2 separate regions of the Homo sapiens genome follow, and region 2 is linked to region 1. A link is a contact called in ENCODE Hi-C data. All regions are on one chromosome and are shown on one strand. The core of a region is the stretch at or near the end of the contact, and the rest is flanking DNA. Distances in the headings are between cores, read along the strand shown. Region 1 holds the start of LINC01638 (long intergenic non-protein coding RNA 1638). Region 2 holds the start of LINC02554 (long intergenic non-protein coding RNA 2554).

The links. A loop is a pair of places that touch in the nucleus more often than their neighbours do.
Region 2: a loop to region 1 is called in a map of head of caudate nucleus, with 2.5 times the contacts of the local background. The contact joins the promoter of LINC02554 here to the promoter of LINC01638 in region 1. A Hi-C loop is called at or near these places in 3 of 168 maps with a recorded cell type or tissue (Caco-2, head of caudate nucleus and heart left ventricle).

What each region holds. Positions count from the first base shown.
Region 1 is chr22:27,223,120-27,226,399 of GRCh38, forward strand. LINC01638 (long intergenic non-protein coding RNA 1638) reads right to left here and starts at 1,560. Exons shown (of 3, transcript NR_171021.1): 1 at 1,404-1,560; 2 at 1,111-1,189.
Region 2 is chr22:27,309,133-27,312,412 of GRCh38, forward strand. It overlaps LINC02554 (long intergenic non-protein coding RNA 2554), which reads left to right and starts at 1,519. Exons shown (of 2, transcript NR_134581.1): 1 at 1,519-3,280. RefSeq lists enhancers at 1,490-2,264, 2,265-3,038.

The sequences.
Region 1 (3,280 bases), core at 310-2,809:
TTTATTAGGCTGAGCCTAAAATGAGTGATCTCCATTTACCCATGCCTGAGTTATTAGTGAGCTCCATATGCCAGGCTGTGGGGACACATGGATGAACCACGCAGACACAGTCACTGCCCTTATGGAACTTAATGCCTAGTGGGAGAGACGGAGGAAAAAAATCAGCAAACAAAAATATAGTATGGCATCAGAAAAAAGAAATAGTGAGTGTATTGGTAATCTATGGCTGCATAATAAATTTCCCAAAATGTAGTGGCACAATTTCTGGGGGCCAAGAATCCATCTGCATGGCTCTGGCTTAGGAGCTCTTGTGAAGTTGCAGTCCAGATGGTGGCCAGGACTGCAGTCTCATCTGAAGGCTTAACTGGGGCTGAAGGCTCCACTTCCCAGGTGGCTCTCAAACATGCTTGCCAAGTTAGTGCTGGCTGTTGGCAGGAGGCCTCAGTTTCTCTCCATACATACATCTCCAAAAAGTTGCTTGAGCACCCTCATGACATGGCATCTGGCTTCCTCCACTGTGAATCATCCAAGAAATTGCTGGGGGAGGCCGAAATTTCACTTATGACCTAATCTCAGAGGTCACACACCATCCCTCTCCACCACATTCTATTCTCCAAGAGCAAGTCAAAAAGTCCAGCCCACACTCAAGGAGAGGGGAATGAATCATTGCCTTTTGAAGGGAGGAGTGTCAAAGAATGTAATGACATATTTTAAAACCACCACAAAGAGTGCCAGAAGGCCAGAATGATGTGACAAGTAGATGCTGTCAAAGTCTTTGGAAAGAGCCTCCCAGGGAGAAGATCTGCAAGGACAAAGGCCTAGAGGTGGGAGTGAGCTTGTCATGTTTGGAAACAAGAAGGTGTGGATGAGGCTAGAGTGTGTAAAGAAAGCAGGGATCAAAGAAGACCTGGTTGGAGTAAGGCAGGAGGGGGGCTGTGGTGACCAAGGTATGCAGTGTGGATTCTAGCCCACTGCAGATTTTATGGAGTGCTTGCCTGTGCCAATTTTTCGACTCCCTCCAGAACTTCGTGTGAGAGGTGCTATTGTTATTCCCACTGTAAAAAGGAGTATGCTGAGGCCCAGAGAAGTTAAGAAAGGTCACACACCTACCTGTGAATCCGGAGCTCAGGTGTGCATTCAAGCAGGCCAGCCTCAAAGGCAACAGTGCTGATGTATTCCAGAGGGAATGCTGCAAGGAACATACAGAGACATTGGGGTGAAAATGCTTCTGAAGGGAAAATAGGTGGAGAAAGAGAGAGAAACAGAAGACGTGGAACTGAGATGCCAAGAGATACAATGACAGAGAAAGACAGCAAGGGAGACAGAGGAGGATTAAGCATCAGAAATCTTTAGGCAGGCAGACACAAGGAGGTGGAGAGAAAAATAAAGTAAGAGACAGAGACCTGGAGACAGGGGAGGCATGGGATGGAGGAGGTGAGCCAGCATGTGCATGGCGTGCGTGAGTGCAGTGCCTTTGCGCTGGGTGGTGCCGGGACCCCGCTAACTCAGACCATCCATCGCTCCTGTCTCTCATCAGCAGGAGGGCCGGGGGAGGGAGAGAAAGCTGACAGGAGACAGTGTGATTCCAGTAATTCCAGATGAAATCACAGCCAGAAGGCTTGCCAGGAAGTGGGGTGGGGTGGTCAGGGAGAGGGAGGGAACGTCCAGAGAAAGTTTAGCAAATAGCTTTACAATTCCCTCCTCCATACCCTCAAAATGCCGTAGATATGGGGTGGGGAGGATGGCCCTGAGTTTCGGGCTGGGATCAAGGCATCCAGGAGGGGAGCTTGTGCCCACTGACAAGGAGGACGTCTGCCTCCATCAGTCTATGTGAGGATCCAAGGAGGAACACATATTTTCGTGGTTGGTTTTCATACCGCTTTCCTGTCCTTTGCTCTAGAACAGCCCCTCACCTTTTTTCCTTCCTTTTTAATGACATTGACGTTTTTGAAAAGTCTGGACCAACTGTGTTTTGAATGTCTCACGATCTGGGTTTGTCCAGTGATGTCCTCACCATCTGATTGAGGGTAAGCCTTTTGGGCAGTCACATCACAAAGGTATGTGTTGTCCGTTGCATCTCTTCAGGGGACATATGATGTCACTTGGTCCCATTACTGAATATGCTAAGTATTTGGTCAGTTGGTTAAGGTGGGATCCACTAGATGTTTCTACTGTTAAAGAACCCCTTTCCCTGTGTAAATAATATAATCTGTGGGATAGTATTTCGGGAGTATGTAAACACCCCTTTCTCTCGTAAACTTTCAACCAGTAGTTTTGGAATCCATTAATGATCCTTGCCAGAATCAAATATTGCAGGGATGACTGCAACACGGAGTTCTGAAATTTATGTATTTTTTCACACTGTTAACATTCTTTGGTAAAGAAGGGTTTCCCGCTGCTCTCCTCTTATTTTAAATACTATGCATGAGCAATTTTTAATGCTCCAATTGTCCCAGGTTTAGCTGGGTGGACCCCTGCAAGCTGGCCCCTGCATCCTTGTACATGTGCCTCCTTCATTCTTTGAGAACTTCCTAACTTTCTGACACAATAAAATGTTCCAGACTCATCTTCTATTTTCCTTGTTCAAATCCTTAAACCATCCATTTCTCCAAGATGACCTGATCCCTTTCAATGGAAAATGGTATTTAAAAGCCGTGATATCAAGGCAGGAGAATCACTTGAGCCCAGGAGTTCCAGACCAGCCTGGGCAAAATGACAAAACCCCATCTCCACCAAGAAAAATACAAAAATTAGCCAGGCATGGTGGCGCATGCTTATAGTCACAGCTACTCAGGAGGTTGAAGTGGGAGGATCACTTGAGCCCAGGAGGTCAAGGCTGCAGTGGGCCAAGATCATGCCATTGCACTCCAGCCTGAGTGACAGAGTGAGATACTATCTCAAAAATGAATAAAATAAAATAAAAGCCAAAATACATGTTCTAGGTGTGCTTGTTACTACAAAGGTATTGCTATTTCTAGTTTCTTTCAGTAAATAGAAGACACACTTGAGTTCATTCTGATGCCTCCAAATTAAATCCAACATCACAAAGTTCTTTCTCACAATTCCCTCATTCCATATCATATCTCTCTGATTTCACGGTGAGAACCCCATTTCCCCCAATATCAACATATTTGCTCAATGGTTTCAGAATTACACTGATCCTACTATCAACAACTATCTATTCATTCAAGTTCAAGGTTTCTTTGAAGTTCTTGTTGTCCTTAGAGTGTATTTAATTGAGAGCACAGTTAGAGAACAGTGTTCAAAGGTTATTTGAGCT
Region 2 (3,280 bases), core at 269-2,768, 86 kb after region 1:
CACAGACCATTCTTCCAGATCTGGAAATGCTAACAATGTTTCATTACCACAGCCCTGACCAGCTTGAAGCAACCTTCCTCATACCCAAATCAAATACCTGTGTGGAGAGACTAAATCTGTCTAAAGGCGACACAACCCACCCCGACTCATGTGTTCATGCATGCACTCAATAGGAAAACAGGGCCAGGTGTGGTGGCTCACGCCTGTAATCCTAGCATTTTGGGAGGCCTAGGTGGGCATATCACCTGAGGTCAGGAGTTCGAGACCAGCCTGGCCAACATGGTGAAACCCCATCTCTACTAAAAACACACACACACAAAATTAGCTGAGCATGGGGTGGGCACCCATAATCCCAGCTACTTGGGAGGCTGAGGCAGGAGGATCACTTGAACCTGGGAGGCGGAGGCTGCAGTGAGCCAAGATTGCACCACCGCACTCCAGCCTGGGTGACAGAGTGAGACTCTGTCTCAAAAAAAACCAAAACCAAAACAAAACAAAATATATATATATATGAAAACAGAAGAAAAGGGCACTGCAAGCTGGAAGGTGTCCTAAGAGAGGATGGCACAGAGGGGATCTCCTAAATTAGCCTGAGCTTTCTTCCAGACCCTTCCTTCCAGGAATGCTAACATTGTTAGCATTTCTCCTAATGCATCCTGCAGAGCTCAAATATTTTCAGAGTGCCTACTTTGTGTAACCACGATTGCACCTCTGGCTATTTTTTAAAGTCCAAGAATAGCCTAGATCAGCCAGATGCTTATAGATCCTGCCAATAACCAGGCCCAGCTTTGCAAGAGCTTTGCAAGAGGTCAAGCTTTGCTTTGCAAAGGCCCAGCTTTGCAAGAGGTCAAGATGCTCCTGGCCCTGCTGGCTCCCAGAGAGCCTTCCTCTCCTCCCCTAAGCCTCACAACTCCCAGGAGAAGATTCTGCAGATGGAAGCCCCGAGGTCCAGGGAGGTTCCAGGATTCACCCAGGGTTGCTCTGCTTGATAGGTGCAGGATTCAGGGCCAGGAGGACCCAGATCCAAGGCACCTGGTCTGGCATATTTTCAGGCCCAGAGATGGGGAATGATCTGTCCAAAGGGGACTTCTGATGAAGGAAAAATGAGACAGTATTCATTGAATACCTATTGCATGCCATGGGGTGACGGTGGGCAGGGCCACATGGTCCCCAGCTGCTATGCTCTCCAGAGGGATGATCAGATTTGTCCCAAGTGTCCTTTACATGGCCAATTGCCATGCGTGTCTCATTATTCAAAAGGAGAAATTAACATTTAATAGAAAAGAAAAAAGAAAGAGATGGAGGAAGATGGGAGGATGGGAAGGAAGGAAGGAGGGAAGGAAGGAAGGAAGGAAGAAGGGAGAGAGAGAAGAGAAGGAGGGAGGAAAGAAGGAAGGAAGGGTACAGGGAAAAAGGAAAAAAGGAAGAGAGGAAGGAAGGAAGGAAGGGAGGGAGGGAAGGAGGGGGGAGGGAGGGAAGGAGGGGGGAGGGAGGGAAGGAGGGGGGAGGGAGGGAGGGCAGGAGACAAACCTCGGAAGGGCTGCCCCTCAGAGACATCAAGTGGAATATGAATACTGATTTCTAACCCCACTTCCAACTCCTGAGTGCTTTACGCTGGGCTACAAGGTTCTCAATGTCTCAGTGCCTCAGCGTTCTGATTTATCTTATGGAAGCCTGCCTCATCTATTCATATATTGCATTCTTAAACACAGAATAACAACAACAGCAATGACAACAATGCTAATAGCGCTCCAACAGAGCTTGCTGTGTGCCCAGCCCTGTTCGAAGTGCTCCCCAACTTTGGCCCCTAGGATGCTCAGGACGGCCCTCTGAGCAGGCACTGATGTCGTCCCCCTCACATGCAGAGAAACCAAGACATGAGCGTGGTCAGGTCGTTCGTGCAGAGCCACCGGGCTGGGGATGGGCAGAGCTGGAGTGTGTGGGCACAGGATCGGGGTTTGTCACCACTGTGCTGCACTGCCTCTGCACCCCAACTAGGCCTCACGCTGATGGAGACATCGCAGTGCATGGGAGAACATTCACTGCGTGGTGCTGAGGACGCAGCAGGCACTCGGTACAACCTGTTCCTTGCGTGGCCCGCTAGCTTTGGGTCCCAAAATAATCTGCCTCCTGAATCTGCAACTTTCTCCCCACCTGCTGGGCATTCTCTTAATTCAACCGAAGCCTCTCCCTGTCCCCATTAGGACGGCCACTCCCAACAGGAGTTCCCGGCCTGTGAAGGCCAACCGGTCGGGGCTCAGCACCCCATTATCATTCTGCCACTTTCCAAAGGAAATTATAAGCACTTTGTGTCAACCCTCATCTGTCCCGGCAGCCGCACCGCAGGAAAGCGATTGAGGTCAGAGAAGGCAGACAGCCTACCCATCACACCCGCCGCGGCCATTCCTCATGTAGTGACATGCAATCTCCCGCCAAGGGTCACCTCTGGGGAAGCGATTCCTTCAAGCCTAGAACAAGTGCCGAATTGCAGCTTTGCCGAATGATCATGTGGAACACATTGAAAATAGCCGCCTCAGTAATAAATGCTTAACCAAAGCAGCCCCTTCCTCCGGCATAACCAGGAGCATATTTACTGTAAATATGTTAACCAATTCATGCTGCAGCACATGGCCGAGGAGTCAGCTTCCCAGGCAGCAAAGAGCAAACCCCCGCTGGGCTGAGAAGGAGCAAGCCGCAAAGGAGAGGATTGTGTCCGCCAGGAAAAGGAAGAGGCAGGAAAAGGCACCTGGGACAGAGGAGCCTCCTGCAGGCCCCACAGCCCCACCCGACAGAGGAGTGGCGAGAAGGGGACTTGGCATTCTGCATCTTGCCGTCACCTCTGTGCCCCACGGAATCTGTGAGTTAAGACTGGCTCCAAGAGAAGTGGCGTTTGTGTTTCTCCTTCATTTCCTGCTCACATGGTGAAGTCCGTAGTGTGACAGCTCTGAACTCCACAGGATGAATCAGGGTCAGGGGAGAGGACAGGAGGAAAGAAGGAGCGAGAGAAAGGGGAGAGAGAGAGAGGAGACGGGAGAGTGATGGCGAGAGACAGAAATATGAATGAGAAACGGGAAAAAAATCGAGAAGATGATGAGAAGCCTGAAAGACAGAGAAAGCAATCTAAGATGAGAAAAAGAGCACTGAGAAAGAAAACATTCTGGAGGAGAGAGAAGGAGGGGCAGAGAGGGGAACAAGGAGGGGGTGGAGAGAGGGAGATTGAGAGGGCATGAGTTGTCTCTGGAAGGCTGGGTTTTGTTTCCACTGGGAAGAAAAAATGTTC